Regions from separate parts of the Mus musculus genome. Here all the other regions are linked to region 3. Evidence: chromatin loops called from intact Hi-C (ENCODE). Cell type or tissue: left cerebral cortex. All regions are shown on one strand.

Region 1 (5,000 bases), 870 kb after region 3:
TGGGGAAGACAAGGCATAAGGATCAAAGGTTGTCCCTACTACAAGAATTAAGTTCTAGATAGATGGGTTCTCATTTATGTTCTATACAAAATAAGTCATAGAAGACTGAGATGAGATGGTAGAAAAAGCTTTGTTAAAATTATCAACAAACTAGTTGTATTATCCACTCAGCCGTCTTTCTTGTAACTCTGAAGGTGATTTCAGAACATGAAGGAACACACTTAAGGGTAATTAGCATACTGTCCAGACAATTCCCTGTAACTGTCAACAGTGCTGCATAGTTCATCAAATAATCCTTATTAAAAACCCTTGTCTTTTCCATCTTGTACATTGTGTAACAAAGGGGAGTGCCTTCCCACTTAAAGTGTGCTGACTAATTTTCAAAGCTACACAAAAGTTTTGCAAGGCCAAGAAGGCACCCCTTGTATGTTTGTGGGTGCTCATTCTCTACTTGAATATCACCTGTTTGCTCTCCTACTGAAAGTGGCATAAGCTGTTCTTCCATTTCAATTGGCAGATACCATTGTCTAAAGTGCCTGGACTTTGACATCTGTGAGCTGTGTTTCTTATCTGGTCTCCACAAAAATTCCCACGAGAAGTCACACACTGTGATGGAGGAATGTGTCCAGGTAACATCTAAGGCAGTGTGGAAAAAAATTCCCTGCCCCCTTACTGTCCTTACAAGACATTACATTTAAAAACCGTTCCTTCTGAGCCGAAGGAGATTGCAACCCCATAGAAAGAGCAACAATATAAACTAACTGGATTCATTGGAGCTCCCAGGGACGAAACCACCAACCAAAGAGTATACATGGATAAGTCCATGGCTCCGGCTACATATGTCGGGCATCAATGGGAGGAGAGGCCCTTGGTCCTGTGGAGGCTTGATGCACCAGTGTAGAGGAATACTAGAGGAGTGAGGCAGGAGTGAATGGGTGGGTGGGTGAGCATCCTCTTAGAAGCAAAGGAGAGAGAGAGATGGGATGGGGGCTTGCAAAGGGGAGACCAGGAAGGGGACAACATTTGAAATATACATAAATAAGATAACTAATTAAAAAGAAACTTTTCTTCTTTCAGTTAACACTTAAGACACTGGAAAGGGCCGGCTTAACCATCAACTTTTCTCAGTGTAAAAGGGCTCCCGTGTGACAGAATAGTAGTATGCACTGTAGGAAAAAAGTCATAATGACTTTTGTTGTTTTTTTTTTTTATGATTGATACATGCCATGAGATTAAACATAAATGTGCTTTGTTTACATCTCAGGTTTTTATAAATGTTTTTGGGAACAAGAAAAGGCTTAATGGGCTACATTATGACCATTGATCTCATGCTATCTACTAGGAAACATCTGTCAAAGTTACAAGGAGCAGGCATTAGCACCTGGAATGGATGAAGAAGAAGAAGGGTGTTGATTTGCTGGAGATGACACAGCAAACCTTCTGGTTGTGGTCATTCTTTGTAAAGGCTTTAATACGACTTTCCCCGAGTCCTAGATTTCAAGTATCTCTTTTCTTTCCCTTTGGAATAAAAAGGAAAAAGAACTTAACTAGGTTTTTGCTGAAAAAGTAAAACTTCACAACTCTCGATTCTTTTAAAGAAAATCATTAGTAATCAGCAAGTGCATTTAAGTCTAAGAAAAAAGAAAAATACAAAAATACAAAAGCATTTTGCTCTTCTTAGGGGGGTGGGTGGCAGTTGGGGTGCCTGAGGAGTGAGAAAACATTGTCTTTTTTAACCACTGATTTCGGGTGAATCTGTACAACGAAGTTCCTCTCAGCATCACTGTAGTGAAGGCTGCAGTTGGATTGCTTTCACCAAAGGCAGCTTCCCAGTTCTTTCCGATTCTCTCTTCAAGATCAAAGTCCATCCAGGAAAAGCAGGCGCCTGAATTTTTCCAAATACGTTTCCTCTGGAGCATACACAGCCTTGCTAAACTGCTCCAGCTTTGCCTTACTTAGTTCATTGCTTCGGAATACCTTTCTGGCCCTGGAAGCCTGCGACTTGACGGTGTTATAGTGACACCGTGTGGTCATCTTGTTAATAGACTTTTATTCTTAAGAACTGGAGTCCTCAAATTGAATATGGTTGTTTCTTTTCCCTGAAGTTGCTTAGGTGGGCAGGATGGGTGGATTTAGGGTCACCCACTACCTACTGAAATTGTATACAGTAGCAAACTGGGGAGGGTGTTCCTAGACATGAATCCACAAGTCATCACCTTATTCTTAAAGGAACCCACATCTCCAAATGTTAGCAACCATAAACTCAGTCCGATGTCCCTTCTTACAGTTTTTAGAATCCCCATTCTCTTTAAGAAGCAGTTATTTATTGACGCAGTTGGGGAATTCAGCCTGGAGAGTTGTGCTACATGCAGGTTTATACATGAAGGGTATGAGGAAATTCTAGGAGCAAGGAAGATTATTTTTCCCAACCACCAACAATAGAAGAAATAGCTAGCAAAGCTTTGATAGTGCAGCAGGTCATTACCAATGGATAAGGAAAGATCAGGCTTGAACTGATCTGATGCTCTTTAATTTTTTTTTTTACTGGCCTGATTTTATGACTTTTATTCATTTGTGTGCGGGTGTGCATGTGTGCCAACAGCCAACACGTGGAAGTCAGAGGACAAGTTGTGGACACCAGTTTTTTCTTTCCACCATATGGATAGAGGGTCAAACTCAGGTGGTCAGGTTACCCAGTGAGCCATCTTGTCTACCCCTCAAGGGCACCTTTCAATATTGTTCATTTCCACAGATGTCAGCAACAGAGAATACAAAACTCCTCTTCAGGAGTCTCAGAAACAACCTGCCTCAGAAACGCCAGAGGGTAGGAGCTGTGGGGAGACAGTGGCTGCTGGACCAGCTGGCTTCAAGGGACTCAGCTAGCCACGGGCCAGCCAGGTGCGTAGTGTGGGTGCTGCTGACACAGCCAGCATAGATTACAGCCACAGGTTTTCTCTCTTCTAAGTTTATTTTCATTACCGTATGTTAATTATATATCATGGGTTTATTATAGTATTTTCATACACTTATATATTTTACCATTATTTGCCATTTTACCTTCTCTTGTCTCCTATTCGTCCTGCTACCCCTTTCCTTTTCCAGAGTCCTCTTTCTACTTTCATATCTTCCTCCTTTCATGTTTCGTGTTTGTTTCTTTCTCACCCCCCTCCAACCTTTAACTGAATATATAAATCTCTGGGAGGTGTGGGGTCTCCAGAACCTCTCTTCCCCTGGTCACGAAATGCTGGTGGGGCCAATCCTGAGCAGGTCTCCTGTGCAGATCGTCACCGGTGGCAAGCCTGGAAGATGGTGGTCCACCCCTCCACCCCGTTCTCTTTCTTTTAGATCCTTTCTGCTTCCACTTCTGTGATATTCCCTGAACCTTGGAGGAGGAGATACACAGGCTGAGAACTCAACAGCTACTAATTCTCAGTGTTTGGATCATTCGTGAGGCCCAGCAGCAGATGTTCAGCTAAGGCCTCTATGGAGGGCAAGGATGGGAAGAGGGTAAAGATGCAATTACTTTTTACAGCCTTTAGGTTTATAGAGAACTTAGAGGCAACAGTGCCACGTAGTGGCCACGAAAGTAATTGCTCTTGCAAGGCATCAGGGGCTTAGAAGATTGTTTGAGTAACTGCTCTGCAAGTGCTATTTGCACTTCAACACCGGTGAAACCAGACTTATGCTATAGATGAAATTTCTCATTCTTCTGTTCGACTGCCCTAAATGGTAAAGCGTCCCCTGTCATTAACCTCCAAATAATCATTACATTGTGTTCTGTTGTCTTGTCTTGCTTTGCTTTTTTTGGTATGAATTCAATGTGTGACCCAGGCTAGCCTCTTAACTAACCACCCATTTTATTTCACCTACACAGTGCTGAAATTACAGATGTATTCCCACCACTTCTGATGTAAACTATAATTTTTGGGTGTGTGTGCATATATATATATGCACGCACACACACACACACACTCATATAATATGTGTACAGATGCCCATGTGTTTTGGGGCACAATCACATGTCAATATGGAGGGCAGAGGAAAACTTCAAGTGTTATTCTCTAGACACTGTCCAAATTTTTCCTTTAAAATGTTGTATTTATTTATTTGCATGTGTATGGGGTTTTGTCTGCAGTGCCATATGCATGCCCAGTGTTCATGTATTCCAGAAGGGGACATTGGATCCCATGAAACTGGTGTTGCAATGTTTGTGAGCTGCCAGGGTGCTGAGAATCGAACCCCTGTCCTCTGGAAGAACCCAGTGCTCTTAACCATTTAGCCATTTCTCCAGTGCCCCCTCCCCTTGTTTGTGATAGTTCTCTCTCAACTGGCCTGAAACTTGCCAAATAACGTTGCTGTCTATCCAGCCAATGAGCCCAAGAGCCTCTGTCTCTTTCCCAGTGCTGGGATGAAGGTACATGCCCTCACACTGGGCTATTTAAATGAGGGGTTGAAATTCAGACGGAGAGCCTCTTGTGTGTAAGGCAAGCAACTCTACCCACTGAGCTTTCCTCCAACCCCACAAGCCATCATTTTGATAGCTTGCTCGCATCCTTCTCAGGAGCATTAGCAAGTGTGCATTCTTAGAATCAGGGTGAAGGAAAATACAAACTGCTGGAGTTTGCTAGGAGCTGGAACAGACAGAGAAGCCTTGGCCTCATCCAGCAGCATGGGGCCTTTTTACTGTGACTTACTTTCTTCACCTCATTGCACAAAAGCCTGTCTTTCACTCTCTCAACATAATATTTGTGGGGACAAGATCAACAGAGGGGATTTCAAGGGCTGTACAACACTAAAATTCACTTAAACTCTTTGTATTATATCTGATCTACTCCAGGTATAATAAATATGGCTAGACCCCCAGATAGCATTATGTAGTTTTCAGCTTGGTCCGGGTATTCATGAACTCAGAAACTCTGACTGGTCACCAGTCTGGGAAAGGAATGTGCATGTTATAATTTCACAAATATGATCACAGGCAAAGAGTCCCCCTTGCTCCC
Region 2 (5,000 bases), 64 kb before region 3:
GCCCAAAATGATTCTTGAAACAATTCTCTTAAAACCTTTTTTCAAAATGTTCTTACCAATTTTATAGCTGCCAGAAACAAAGCAGGGGGAAAAGAGCTTGGGGTTTAGGAGTTTTTAAGTGACTGGTAACATACTCAAAAGCATCAAGCCAAACAAAACAAAAACCTAATAAAAAACTGGAAGAAAAGAGAAAACCCAGTTGTGAGTGCTGGAGTAAAACAGTCACTGAAACACCAGAAGAGATGCAGGAGAAAGCACAGCAAAGTGGAATCTCACCGGACCTCAATACGCTATAATACTCAGCATTCCTGACATACCAGCTCTCAGAGCATTTAGATGATATACTGTATGTATGTATATATGTACACATATATTACAAAATGCCACGTCCCCACCCACACTATACCATCTAAACAAGCACAGCACCTAGGACAATATGATGGTTGCTAATATGGTACTTGCTTTTGATAAAGAACTTAAATTGTATCTCATATCAATTTTTTAAATATGAACATATTGGATCTAGCCCTTTCTAAACCATTTTTCAGTTAAACACTATCAAAGCTTGAAAACTCAGAAGAGTAATATATCAAAAATAAACCTATCCCCATTTCATTTTTATTAGAGTTAATCTGCCCTATAGATAAAAGTGCCACTATATATATGCAAAGTGAGCAGTACCAAACTTCTATTCTCTAGGCAAATCAGTAGCATATGTACAGATTCCTATGACAGTTCCATTCCCTTTTGGCCAACATGAAGAGAAAACATTACCGATAATGTGGCCACATACAATTTTGGATATAAGAGTTTTTAAAAAATTATGTCATTTTCTTAATAAAGATTCTCCACATAGCTCAAAAACAAGTTTTTGTTTTTGTTTTTCTCATTCTCATGTTAAAAAAAAAATCCAGCTTGCATTAAAGAGGCTTTGATTTCTTTCTGTATGAACTGAAATTTCAAAGTCAGGTTTCACAACACCATATATTTCTCACATTATCAAGTAACTGGTGTCAAACTAGTACAGTCATGCTCCAAGCATAAAGACCCAGGCCTCTGTAAATTAATATCCATCCAACTAGGAAGTATGGCTGAGACTGCCTTGGTCTCTAAAGGGTTAAGGAGACCACCTGTTTCCTCATTATGTAGAAAACCTCGACTTTTGAAGATAGACACTTAGAGATTACAACTTCTGCACGCTAGGCAAATTTTCCACTTGTGACATTTAAAATGTTCAATCTGACATTCTGACTTAATGTGAAGTAATTCCAGTTTGTTGACAGATTTGTGATTCTGCTTCCTTTTTGTTTCACCACGTTTAGCAAATGATACATCTACTTGCTAGCACAGACAGCTTTTATGCTATCTCCTTCCCAGCAAGCTCAGCAGGACAAAGATCAAACTTTAGCCGTTTGAAAGCCTTCTGGAGAATCTGGTGAACTGTCCAGACAGAAGGATTATTACATCACTCAACTCCTAGAATCATGTCCTTCACAAACTGTTCATCCTTGAAAAAAGACAATGGTTTGTTATAAACAACGTAGAACATTTACAGATAGCAACCTAGTCTTAGCTTAGAAATGGGCCAAACAGTTCCCGCTCATACGTATACTGATATTAATATTAACTTTCTTAATATCCCAAAGCAAATATAAGACACTCTTCTGAGTCTGAGTTCTTCCTCAAACGTGAAGTAACCTAACATGCCAGCCTCCACTGTCCTCATATTTGTCTTTTAAAGAGGTAACTCTTAGATTTTATTAGGTTTAATAAAAAAAAAATGAGTTATTACTAAGTCTTATCAGAAACAATGTTACACATAAATGTAGACTATAGGTAAGGATGTAAGTAGAAACATCTTCAGAAACAGAACAGCTTTTGGATAGTTAAAGCAGTACCACCTTTTTTAGGAGAAAAAAAAAAGTGTTTGCCAAATATTGTACCATAGCACACACTCCAATGTCTGAAGGAAATTACTTTTCTTGTGTGCATTTAACACAATGTTTTAGAATCACATCCTTGTAACTTCTTTGATTTAAAAAAAAAAATCCCAAGAGATTCTCTGATAAAAATATGACTATAGAAAAGGTTGTCTATTTAGTACTTTCCATCACTTTGGCTGGACATCTTGAAAACGCTCCTGTTGGCTGCACAGTGTAAATGCAGCAGTGGACTAGGTAAATGAGTGACAGTATGAGGATTCGGAAAGCAAGGACAAAAGTCTTTATTTATTAAACACCTTATTGTATAACTCAAGGAGTTAGCTTCCTGGCCAGCACCTACTCATTAAGACTTAGTACTCACCAGAATAAGCTTTATAGTATGATTTTAACTTAACTCAAAATTCAAAACCATGCTTTCCATTCAGTTGGTTACTTCTGTTAATGTATTCAAACTGCTGAACACACAGAACTGAATGAAGAAGCAACAACTGCCCTACAGAGGAACTGTAGCCAATACCGTGCTTCTCAGCACCAAGGACAACTTGTCAGTGCTGAAGAAAGGAACATACATATAAAGTTTACTCCCAACACCACACTAATATCCTTATTTAAAGGATGTTTTTAATAGTTCGACATAATTCACAATGAAAGTGTAAAAACATTAATTTGGCAGTCAACACTTCTTCATTGCACCTTCCTTACTTTCCTGTGTGGCCCACACATTACGTCAGCTCAGCAGGCTGGGTAACTGTCCCTAAGGCAATCATGGAGCTCAACAAACCTTGAAGTCATTAATAAGAAAACAAACAAAACAAACCTAAAACAAAAATAAGAAAGCCAAGATTTCATTTTCCTCATTTCCCCCAACAATTTACAAATAAGCAAATGATTACTTCTTGAGGGTGGTGGAGACGGAGGGCAGAAGTCTCTTCATGATTCCTGGCGCTGCACATTTCTTGAGGGCAGAAGTGGAAGTAGTTTTTGGAACATTCACAGTTTAATGCAAAAGCAGAAATGAATGAAATTCTGTAGTTGCTTTCAGGCAGTTTTGCGCATAGAAAAAAAGAAATGTTTAGAAAATAAATGTTTACTTGTCTTTCTGGTTGTGGCCAAGCCAGTCCATTCTCCACCGTAACAGGAGAGAACTTAAATCCCAAATTAATCTGATTTGTGGCAGTAAAGGTCCTTAAGTGCTTTTAGCTCCTCAATCAATGTTTTGTTTTGGTTTTCAAGCACTGCCACTCTGTTCTCTAAACATTTCACATATTCTTTCTTCTTTCTACGACATTCTCTTGCTGCCTCCCTAAAAATGAAAAACACAAAAAAATTTATGTTCATAAACTCCATTCCACTAATTTTAGAACAGAATGTTTTCTAGAGAAACAGCTGAAATAAGCAAACGTTCAGTATTATACAAGAAATGCTCAGGAAATGATACTGGCATTGCCTGATGCGGCAGCACACTGGTAATGCCCCTTGCTGCTAAGCTGGACAATCTGAGCGCAGCCCCTGAACCCCACATGGCTGATGGTGAGAACCTACTGCTTCTTCTTTACTTATCTGCTCCCATGCATGTGTACACGCACTAGGTAAAAAATGTATCTTTTCCAACTACCTAAAAATAGCTCAGTAGGTAAAGTACCAACGCACAAGCAGTGGACTGGATTCAGATGCTTAGCACCCTGATAAAAGCCCACAACGGGCTCAGACAGAAGGCAGAAAGCTCCATGGAATGAACTGGCCATAAAGCCTACCTCAATCCTTGAGCTCCAGATTTAATGAAAGACTTTCAAAAATGGAAGTTGGTGGGAAGGATGGAGGCTAAGTGGAGATCTTCTCTTTTTTTCCCTCTGTCCCTCCAAATCCAATCCCGTGTCACCTGCAGAGGTTTCTTCCTTGAACACCTCTAACCTCCCTCCTCCGGCCCCCCCAACTCGTTGCCTTATCTCAGACCCCAACTCCAACAGGGACTCCCTAGGAATCTGCATGCCACTCTCACCAGGGAAACAGGCAGACTAATTTCCGATCTTCACCTATATTTTCTCTCCTCCAAAACCAATTCCCCAGTCACATCCATAGCTATGTAGATTACCTCTGAGGCCTCTGTGCCACCTCCTGCGCCCATCTCCTCACCTCTTCCTGTATTCCTCCAAGTCTGTCCCCGAGTCTCATCCCCAACTCTGTAGAAGACTACTTGTAACTTCTCACTCTGGCCTCACTCCCAGGGGTCTGAGCAGATCCTGGTGGAACACCCTGCTTTGCTCTTCCCTGTGCACCCCACCTCCAGGACCATCATAGATCAACTGTGTGTGAGATCCCAGAAGAATGTCCCACCAGACAACAAAGAGTAACAACAGAGAGTAACCACATTCTCCAAAGAACCAGAGAGCAACAGAAACCAAGGAATAAATCATGCTCACAAACACAAGATCTGATATCAACACCTAGAATTACATTCTTCTCAAACCAGATGCCTAGATGTCAGCATAAAAATAGTAACAGCTAGGACAATGTATCCAGCAGGGCTCAGCAAACTTACCAGAGCAGGCCTTGAGTATTGCAACAGAGCCGAAAACAAGAAACCGATTTTAAAATAGCCTTTATTAATATGATAGAGGGCCTTAAAGAAGAAATGAACAAATCCCTTAAAGACTCCCATGAAGTCACAACAAGCAGTGGGATGGAAGGGATAAAACAACTCAAAGTCTGAAAGTGCAAACAGAATAAAGGAACCCAAGCTGAGGACACTCTGCAAATAAAACCTTTAAAACTTGAACAGGAATCACAGAAGCAAGTCACATGAACAGAATGCAAAGATGATGAGGTAATCTCTGGTTTTGAAGACAGGACAGAAGAAATTGATCAATCAAGGAAAATGTTAAATCTAAAAATTCCTGGCAAAAGACATCCTAGAAATACGGGACACCACAAAATCTAAAAATAACAGTCGGACAGGAAGGATAAGAAACCCAGATCATTGGTTTCCATATGGGACCTGGAGTTGACCCTGTGCCAAAACTATCTGCTCCCCAGTCCCGACCCGAGAAAGCGAATCTC
Region 3 (5,000 bases):
GTCATTATAAGTAGCCTGGGAAATGAGTGTCAAACAGGTAAGGGAGGACAGAATTCAAGACAGATTGTATAGTATGCTACTGCTTGTATAGAGGACGATACACATACATGTTTACTTGCATATGGACAGAGCATCTCTGAAAACATGTGGGCAACACTGGATGACACAGAATATAGGATATGTTGCTATAACTTATGTTTTACACTATAACCACAAAAATAATTAAAACACAAAACTGAAAATACAAAGACTCCTTTTCAGCTCACCAAGAGTGTTCTCTTTCCTTTGATTGTTTTCAAATGACAAATAACTGTTCCCAACAGTTCCTTAAGCATAAAACCAGTAAAATTCCTCGTTGGATTTGTTGGTCTTTCTGGCCAACTGTATTAAACACAGTAAGTTTGGAGAAATTATGACATCTTTGGGAAGTCCCAAAGGTAAGAGGTAAAAACTAAGATGAACAGTTAAACTCACCCTAGAAAAAGTACTTTCTATTTATCTCAAAACCCCCAGGAGTATATGCTATTATTTTAACTTTACAAGTGAAGAAACTGAGGCAGAGATAGCAGACAGTGTCCCATGGTCACAAAACTCCCCAAGTGCAGGCATGTGACAAGACTAGCAGTTTCAAACCCACACTCGTGATTTCCCAAACCAGATAGACGATCTTTCAATGTACTGCCCATCACTATATGTGTTAAATATTCACATCACCAGTGACTACTGTCAAGTATTCAGCGGGGCAGTCAAGTTCACACATGCATGAGGAATAAACTGCTATAATTATCTATTTTCTGATATCTATTATATTCTTAAGCTAAGATTTGAGCTCTATTTATTCAAAATAATGAAGCTACCACTAGAAGTAATACAGCAAGAAAGATGCTCACACGAATGTATAACAGGTGAGTTTATATGGCTGTATCTGCTAACGTATTTGTAATAAACATTTTATATCGTATAAGCACTGTCACAAGTAAACAATGTTCTCTATTGTTTTAAAAAAGGCATATGAGATTTAAAAAAACAAACCCAAGGGCTTTACAAGTGACAAAACTACTTCTCTAAGAAAACTAAAATCCCTATGAGTATCTGAGGGTAGGAAAAAAGAATATTATGGTCTGTTTCTTCAGGCCCTTGTGTGAAATTCTGTTCAAAAGTGTTTAACACTAGTTTTAAATTCCAAAGGAATGCTCACTTAGTATTCATTAGGTAAGTTTTTGTAAATAATTCATTAGCTTTCTAAAATACATAGGTCCATCAAAAATAAACAACTAAAGGAGAGGAAGGAGGAAGAGGAGGGAAGCACACCGTGCTAGAACTTTCACTGACCTCTGCAAGAGAGAACTGTAATTTATTGTCAGGTTCCAGGTGAATGCTTGAAAATTAATGCACACAAAAAGTGTTCCAAGTTTCACTTGCAATTGCTGAGAATCAATTTGATTCTCCATAAAAGATCCCATAAATAAAACCTAAAGTATCTTTTGGTCAACACTGAAGAAAGGACACATAGGAATTTTTTTTTATTCTCACAGGGGAAGAATCATCCTCATGTATCATCACTATTGGCTTGTAGAAAATCTTTTGAAAAAACTATTTTATCATCAACATTACCATGTATAGAGTCTTCACTGTGTGGAAACAAAATCATCTTCTCAACCCTATGGAAACAACTCCTTCTATTGCATCTTAATTTTCTTAACAATTGCAAATTGGAGTGCTAAAGACTAGCAATGTAACTTGTCAAGTTTCAGAGTCCTGACGCATAGAAAAAAAATCAAACACAATGGTTCTATTACCAATCAATATTTATTCCTAACCAAAAGCCTTGTATGGACCAATCACAATTCAATGGTACAGTAACTGGTTGTATTGTAAAAGAAACAAGCAACCCCCCCCCCCAAATATATAAAAAACTGTGCACCTTTCAAATCAACTAAAATTTTGGGCTTTGCTTTTCAATTGGGAAATGATCATCAGGGCACAAGATTTCAATAGATGGCCCAAAGGTATTTTGTGCTAGATCTTTTGAAGGCAGATGTGGTGCAAAACTGAGGCTAGGATCAAACTCTTAACTTTGAGAAGATATGGCAGGTTTAAATAGGTCATACTGCAATGCCCTTTAAAAATGTCTTTGGATCTTTAAGGTGTCAATGACTTTTGACAGTCCCCTTTGCAGATGTTCTAGGTGAAGGAAAAAAAGGAACACCACAACCCCTGCTGGCTTAAACTGCCATCAACCTCAGGCTGGGATTACCTACGGCAATATACAAATAATGGATAGTTTCAATAACTATTTTTAGAGTGAGAATTATATCAATCCTCCATTAAAGTTCAGACAGAAGCGTGTGAGGAGCATGGCAGAGGCTAAGGGGAGATACGGATGACTCAAAAAACCTTGGCAAGACTGCCTCCCTTCAAATGACAGAAAACGAAAAGTACCTTCGCTAATACTAATTTCCCCTTCGATAATTTCTAAGGGTTTCAGAATGATTGACCTCAAGTGATCATTATCTTAGTGGAAAGGGTTAAAACCGAAACTGTTTTCAAGCACCAGCTTCCCTTTTACAAGATCCCAACAGTTTCTGCAAAAAGTTATTACATGTATGTTTTCTTAGCACCTCTTTCCTTCCCAAAAGAATGCATTCCCAGGACTACTGATTCGTTCTTCATCTTCAAAGCCGAGGGGTGAGGGAAATAGTAAAAAAAAAACAAAAAACAAAAACAAACCAAACAAAACAAAAACAAAAAACCCCAAACCCTTAAAACAGCCTAGGGCAGAAAACAGCATTTTCTCCGACCGCGTGGGAGCCGGGGAGAGGGGCAAGAATAAAATACAGCACCAGAGAAAACCTTGGGTTTCGAACTTTATTGCACAAAGAGCGCTGTAGAGGAAAGCAGGTCGGACGTTGCGGCTCGCCGAGCGGGCACCGCCGCGAAGGCGGCAGCACCTTCACCTCCTCTGCCCTCAACTGTCTCCTTCTTCTTCCTCCTCCTCCACCCCCCACGGGCACCCAGGCGGCGGCCCGGGCGGCCAGCCCGGCACAGCCGGGGCGAGCGAGCGTGCGAGCAGGCGGGCGGCGGCGGCGAGGAACGGGGGGCGGCGGCGGGCGGCCTCCCCCGGGGCGGCTCCGCTCCGCGCCGGCTCCGGCTCCGCGCCCGGCACGGCCGGGCCCGGCCCGGCCCGGCGGCGGGAACGCGGGCGCCAGCTTGCCGCGGCCGGCCGCCCGCTCGCTCGCACCCCGCCCCGGCCCGGCCGCCCCCCGCCATGAGCGCCGCCGCTGGCTGCAGGCAGAGTCGCTGCCGCCCGGCCGCCGCTGGCTCCAGTCCGCCGCCATTATTCTTTGTTCGCTGCGAGCGGCGGCGGTGTTGTGGGGCTCGGGCGGAGGCTCCATCTTTACCGCGGCCCCTCCTGCGAGGGGAAGGCCCCGAGCGCGGGTGTCCGGCGCCTCCCCGGCCCCCCTCTGTCCCCCCGGCTCTCTCCGGCTCCTGCCTCCTCCTCCTGCTCCTCTTACCGGTGGTACAAGCTCCTCCGTCACTGCTTTCGTTCGCGGCCCGGATCTCGCTGGAGTTTTATTCTCTCCCCCACGTAACACACCGCGTCAAACTACACCTCCGCCGCGTCACTCACCAACACTCCGCTTCTCCCAGCCGCCCGGGCCACAGGCAGCAGCAGCCGCCGCCGACTGAGGAGCCGCAGCCAGGGAGCCAGCCAGCGCCGCCCAGTGCCGAGTGCGCAGCGGCCACTCACGGAAACAGCCGAGCTCGACCCGGAGCCGCTCGACAGGCCCCGCCCCCGCGCTACTGGCGGAACCTGCCGAAGGCCTTCGGCTACTTCCCGGCGCTGCGAAGGGGTTGACCGGGGAAGCTGGTGTAGGCGGTTTGAGACCCGCTCTGGAGGCACGATCCGAGCCTCACTGTGGCGGGTGGAGGCTTCGGACGCCAGCTGAGGAGATTTGGAGGAAGCGGGGTTTGTGTGTAGCCAGATTTGGGGTGGTGTGGGGATTCCCGGGGTGGCGGGGACTTGCTGGAAACCCCCGCGCGGTCTGATCCTGCGGCGGAAGCAGACCGCCCGGGAACTTTGACGCGCCGCGAGGGCCCAGAGCCGCGCGGACGGCGCTGGAAGGTTGGAGACGCCGGCTACCGGCCAGGGGAGTCTGCCGGGCCGGAGCTGGTTCTTTGCTGGGAAGAAAGCTATGGCACAGGTGGCATGTGGGGATTCAGCTCCGCTTTGCGGCCAGCCAGAGCCCCTAGGTACTGGGTACCGTCCTCCCTCTGAGGCTGGAGAAATGATCAGCCATGCTGCTCTCAACACTTGAAACAGATCCCCACCCTACCTGCCCGCGACATCCTGTGCTGACTTTTCTCAGCCCTTTCTGCAGCGGTGGCACGCTGCTGCGGCGTGGCTTCCACCGTTTGCACCCCAGAACTTGACAGTGTGACTTCCGTAGCCTCAAAGCTACCGCAACTGCTCTCTGAGTTGCCCCTAACCGCCAGTTCTTCACCTTTTGTTGTTGTGCCGTTCAGCCCTCTTCCTATAGTTTTGTTCCTGCTGGACGCCAGCCCTTGTTGACGTTTTATAACACTGAGCTTGCCTTCATTCCGTGTGTCCTAGCCGTTCCCGCTTTCCCAAGGACATTATACTGAAGAGTAGCTTAATTTTCTTTTGTTTCTAACCAGAACTTTTAGCATGCTAACGTCTCTTCCTCTCTTTAAGAAGACTCTTGTGGCATTGGTGAGATGAATAAAGGCCCTTGCCACCAAGCCAGATAATCTAAGGTCAATTTCGAGAACCCACGTGGTAGAAGGAGAGAACCAGCTCCCATAAGTTGTCCTTTGACCTCAGCACTTACATCACAGTAGTATGTGTGGGCAATAAATAAAATATAGAAACTTCCTCCTTAAGCTCCTTTCCGAGTTCCACCTGTCTTTTACTGTCTCTCTCCATTTGCAGTGGCTCTGAATTGTCACAGTCTTCCTGTCTATGTAGTTTTGCATCT
Region 4 (5,000 bases), 800 kb after region 3:
CAACCCCTTCATAATTAATCCTCACAAAACACCAGCTGCTTCTTGGACACTGACTTTAGTGTCTTTCTCAATATCTTATCTCCACGTTTTGAAGACCAAAACTAGGTTGGAAATCCCATTACACACTCTCATAAGACCCTATATTCACTCACTCATTGCACTGAGAGATCTATGTGTGCTTTGATAGCTGCACTCTTGAGTATTCAGCACAGTGCCCTCAACATAGCATGAGTCATTAATGGAATGTGGCCACCACTCCTGTAACTGCCTACAAATACATCTTCCAGTTTAGATTGTAGGGGTCATGATTATAAGAAAATATGTGTTACATCTTTTATAACAACTGGTAAATGTGGTACCTTGTACATGGTTGACATCCAATATATAATCAGTATATAAATAAAGGAATCCACTAGCTGTTAACCATTAAATCTGTTTCCTAGTCTTAATTCTACTAATAGGATTAAGGTTATGTAAAAAAACAAACAAACAAAAAATCCGCTAGTTTACCTCCCATCCATTCTCCCTTCAACTACTCAACCTTTCTCTGCATCTCTCTTCATTTCCACTTAACCCTAGAGAAGGTCGGTGGGGCAGGTTTTCACAAATTTCCAAAGCAAAAGAAATGATCTAACTTAAGATCTCCTAGCCATTAAAACATACATTCTGCTGATAGTCTTTTAAGGAAGCTATACACACCTACATCCCCTGAGCTCCTTCAAACCATGTTAAACGCAGTACAGCCACACTTAAGTCTCTTTGGACTTACCTGAATCGTCCTCAGCAAAGTCTGTACCATAAGAGTGTTCTGAGGGATTCCCAGCTTCACTATAGCATTAAGGCTGAACAAGAGGTGGTCATAGTGCATAATCTTGGCTTCTCTCATCATCTGCTCACACAGCTGGTTAAAGGCAGGGTGACTGAACATCAGCTGTCTCTCAAAGCGCCTCTTGTCTTCAGATATCCTTTTGGCAATTATCCACATTGCTAAGAAATAGTTACTACCAGGAAATGTAGGTGCTTTTGAAAATGTGTCCAGCACATCACTCAGAGAGTTACACTCCTGGGCTAGCTTTTTATAATTCACAGGGGTTGGTCTTACTTTCTTGGTGAACACATCTTCACTGGAGGTATGATGAAAGTTTATTTTCTTTAAATCATGATCAGATGTCCCATCAGAGACAAAAGAATGTTTTGCATCAAAGGACAGTCTTCTAGGACAAAGCAGCCTATCAGGTTTAAAAACGGCTGAATGGCTTATGCCTTTAGTTTGAATACAACCATCTACTGATTTAGAAATAAATATATCCTGAAAGAGGTATCTAACAGATGGTTGCAATCCCTCATCAAAAACATTTAGCCGATGGTTTCTTGGGTTCCATTTTGAATGAATAACCTCTGGTCTGCAAGTTCCCAATGGATCTATCCTCAAAGCTCTGCTTCTTGGAAGTAACGTACTGAATCGTCGGATGGTCCATAACAAGGAACGTGCTTTGCTATTCATTCTGCTATCTATTGGCACACTTTCAAATACCCAAGATGCAACGCAAGTTGCCGTCTTTCTAAAAAAGAGCACATGCTGTGGACTGTCCTGTAGAGGATAGGTAAATAAAAGAAATAATGGTTAAAAACTGTTGCTTAAATAAGGGAAATGCATCTAACAGGGGCTTGCATGGGCACCGACGAGCCGCTAGAGTTTTATATTAAAATGGAACATGTCCTCGGTATGCTTCCTCCACGTTTATTTCATCTTTGTAAAAGTACCCAGGTCAATCACTTTAGCAGTTGTGGATAAAGTAGTTTCAATCAGTCAATCAATAAATGTGGATAAAGTAGCATAGATAGGTAGGTAAACTGAGAGATAGAAATAGACAGCTAGAAAGATAGATAAGACAGACAGAAAGATAGATAAGAATGTCTTGTGTAGGTGTTCAATATCGGCTAAGGAGAACTTTGTTAACACTACTTTGGAGGCCTTCACTGAAAACTGTATCATTGATGGACACTTCAGATCATCTTGCATTGGCCAAAAGCGAACTGTTAAGAAAACGTACTCGGACAGGTCGGTCTTGGTTAGGGACGGAATTAAAGAAAAAAAGCGATGTCCTTCCCGCCTGAGAATCTACAATCAGCCAGGTTCATCAAGATCCCGGAACCGGAGTCGGTGTCTTTCCGCAAATGGGCCGCCCAGCACTGCCCTAAACTTAAGACCCAGGCCACTTCCCAAACTTTTCTCCCCTAGGTAAAAAGACAAGTACGATCCGGCCCGCGATTCCGCTTCTGCTTGCCATCCACTCACCTTCGAACAGAACCCCGTGACTACACATAGGCGCAGCCATGACAGTTCCTCCTCAAGCGGCGCGTCTGGTGACGTATTACGGATTCTTTTATAAGTCAAAAAGCATCGGTTCTCAGCGACCGCGGAGGCCATGTGCAAATAGGGAGGAAAACCTTCCAGAAAGAATAGTTTCTATTCTCTGATGAAAAGATAGAAGCGAGAGCCTTAGGAAAACACGGAGCTTATAAAGTTCATCTATTGTTGTTTATGGAAACTCAAAACATTCAAATAGTGACTTTGAACTTTTAGCCCCTGGCGGTGCAGCCTCTTTTGAACGCGCCTGCGCCAGTTTTAGTACCCGCCGCGGTTGCCAGGAAACCGTGACGCCACGGTCCCAGTTTCTAGGTCTTGCTAGAAATCATGGCCAAATTTGTGATCGCGGGTGAGTGCTTCTCTAGTAAGCCCACAGATCTCTTCCCATGGGTGGTCAGCCTTGTTAACTGGCTTCTGTTCTTCAGCCCCATCCTTTAGAAGGATCATCTCAGGCTTTCTAGGCATTCATTTAAAGACGCTTGATACACAGTGGCAATGTGTCAAAGTCAGATGAGCAATGGGGACACGTTGGGGAAAATTCCCACCTCTGCCCTTGGCCAGTTTTAATTCCCACAAAACGTATAAGGGGTACAAAACGTATAAGGAATTCCTCTGATCTGCTGTGACTAATGTAATGATGGACAACTGCACAGGCCTCGGCGGGGTTGGCGGGAAAAGGAGCATAAGGAATGGATGGAGAGAAGGAAATAACTAAGCTATTAAAGAAACCAACCTCCAGATAAAGGCAAAGAGCTAGAAGATCTGTAGTCTAATGGAGGACCTGGATGTGGGAATGTCGCAGGGCCTGGGTTAGAATTACAAAATATAAACTAGATATTTAGTTTAAACAACAACAACAACAAAAGTTTGTACTAAATCTTGAACAAAATTTAACGAATTTAGGTAAAAATAATGTCAAAGTGTCAATTCGTCTACATTTTTAATGTAGACCATCTTGACAGCTGGAAGCAACACCACTACTTACTGGAACAGGCTGTTGACTGTATCTGCTTCCTCTTCTTTCACCAAGTATCTTTTTTTTCCTTTTTATTATTATTTTTTATTAGGTATTTATTTCATTTACATTTCTAATGCTATCCCAAAAGTCCCCCACCCACCCACTCCCACTTCTTTCACCAAGTATCTTAAAAGAGCTCCCTACTGTTCTATCCTTCCTTCCACTCAGTCTGGCTTCTCCTTTGGCCTTCCTATACAAACTATTTTGGCCACAATCACTTCTTTATTACACAATTGGAATTTACCATCCCTTTGGAAGTACATCTTTTGCTTCACTATACATTCAGATAAATATTTTTTTTTTTAGCACTAGAAAACGGGATGGTGGGAATACATACAGTAAAAACTTTCAGGACACTTTGTATATAACAGTAACAGGTCAGTGTTCTGGAGGAAACAGTGGTTGTGATGGTTTGTATATTCTTGAGCCAGGGAGTGGCACCATCTGGAGGTGTGACCTGATTGGAGTAGGTGTGCCACTGTGGGTATGGGCTTAAGATCCTCACCCTAGTTGCCTAGGAGTCAGTCTTCCACTAGCAGCCTTTGGATGAAGATGTAGAACTCTCAGCTATGCCTGTACCATGTCTGCTTGGATACTGCCATGTTCCCACCTTGATGATAATGGACTGAACCTTTGAACCTGTAAGCCAGCCCCAATTAAGTGTTGTTTTTATAAGACTTGCCTTGCTCATAGTGTATGTTCACAGCAGTAAAACCCTAAGACAGTGGTATAGGGTCTACCTAGCCAAGGGCTTCCCAGAGGGAAAAGTGATTAAATAGATGCCTGAACAACTACAGTTACCAAGCAGAGAAGACTCGGGAAGAAGCAGAAAAATTTACTGTGGATAATAGGGAGTAGAGCTGGAGTGTGAGTATAAAGATCATATATGGTTGTGAATGGAAACGCAGAGCACTCAGGTAGTATCTTTGAACCCCTAGCTCTTCTGAAAGAGCCTGAGCTGCCCTTGATGGTGCAGTTGCTGGGGAAGCATGAAGCCACGGTCCCAGTATCTAGGTCTTGCTAAAGATCTTGGCCACATTTGACGATAATTGAGAGTGGTTGGTAAGCATACATTTGAAATGAGTTTAACTGGGCTGGAAGAAAGGATGTAAGGGAAGAAAGGATGTAAGCATCCTAGGCTGAGGACAAATGAGATGATTCGGATTCTTCTGAGCCACATTCAGTATGTGAGACTTTAGCAAAACTACCTAGAAGGTTATTTATAAAGGGATAAGGCCATTAAATCTGTATCTTCCCTGAGAGTTATGGATACAACAAGAGGCTGGTTAGAAGGCTGGAGCTATATCATGCAAAAAGAGCTGCTTTGTGGGGAGAAAAGCAAATAGACTGAGGAATGATCTGAAAGATGAAATATGTTGGAGAAGATGTGTAATTCACTGAATGACTATGAGAAATAAAGGAGAAGTTACACACCTAAGCTTATGGGTAACTGGGTAGACTTGGACTCATTTAAAGAACTTTTATCAGAAGAATATGTTTAATAATCTACATCTCACAGTATTCTCTCTCTCTCTCTCTCTCTCTCTCTCTCTCTCTCTCTAACAAAGTCTCACTATGTCCCCTAGCTGATTTGAACCTGGCTATGTAGAC

The links. Peaks named below come from ENCODE experiments on the same cell type or tissue, not always from the same donor. Only the 100,000 strongest peaks of a DNase experiment are listed, where the experiment ranks them.
Region 1: it touches region 3 in a loop (2.5-fold over the local background); 4 of 42 quality-filtered maps call a loop at or near these places.
Region 2: it touches region 3 in a loop (2.1-fold over the local background); 3 of 42 quality-filtered maps call a loop at or near these places.
Region 4: it touches region 3 in a loop (2.1-fold over the local background); 2 of 42 quality-filtered maps call a loop at or near these places.

What each region holds. Positions count from the first base shown.
Region 1 is chr1:63,656,768-63,661,767 of GRCm38, reverse strand. It overlaps Dytn (dystrotelin), which reads left to right. Exons shown (of 15, transcript NM_001081658.1): 9 at 518-629; 10 at 2,753-2,898. Among named protein-coding and RNA genes, the nearest start is that of Dytn, 28 kb to the left of the region's middle. In left cerebral cortex, CTCF peaks have their summits at 2,029 and 3,579; DNase peaks (open chromatin) are centred at 2,010 and 3,577.
Region 2 is chr1:64,595,480-64,600,479 of GRCm38, reverse strand. It overlaps Creb1 (cAMP responsive element binding protein 1), which reads right to left. Exons shown (of 9, transcript NM_009952.2): 9 at 1-3,246. The coding sequence ends at 3,102. Among named protein-coding and RNA genes, the nearest start is that of Mettl21a, 20 kb to the left of the region's middle. In left cerebral cortex, a CTCF peak has its summit at 2,135; no DNase peak of the experiment used is centred here.
Region 3 is chr1:64,531,536-64,536,535 of GRCm38, reverse strand. Creb1 (cAMP responsive element binding protein 1) reads right to left here and starts at 3,732. Exons shown (of 9, transcript NM_009952.2): 1 at 3,516-3,732. In left cerebral cortex, a CTCF peak has its summit at 2,278; DNase peaks (open chromatin) are centred at 2,916 and 3,686; H3K4me3 peaks cover 3,692 bases; H3K27ac peaks cover 2,763 bases.
Region 4 is chr1:63,727,991-63,732,990 of GRCm38, reverse strand. Mdh1b (malate dehydrogenase 1B, NAD (soluble)) reads left to right here and starts at 2,673. Exons shown (of 11, transcript NM_029696.4): 1 at 2,673-2,720. The coding sequence starts at 2,699. Fastkd2 (FAST kinase domains 2) reads right to left here and starts at 2,366. Exons shown (of 12, transcript NM_172422.3): 1 at 2,300-2,366; 2 at 770-1,591. The coding sequence starts at 1,504. In left cerebral cortex, a CTCF peak has its summit at 2,575; DNase peaks (open chromatin) are centred at 2,392 and 2,619; H3K4me3 peaks cover 1,600 bases; H3K27ac peaks cover 811 bases.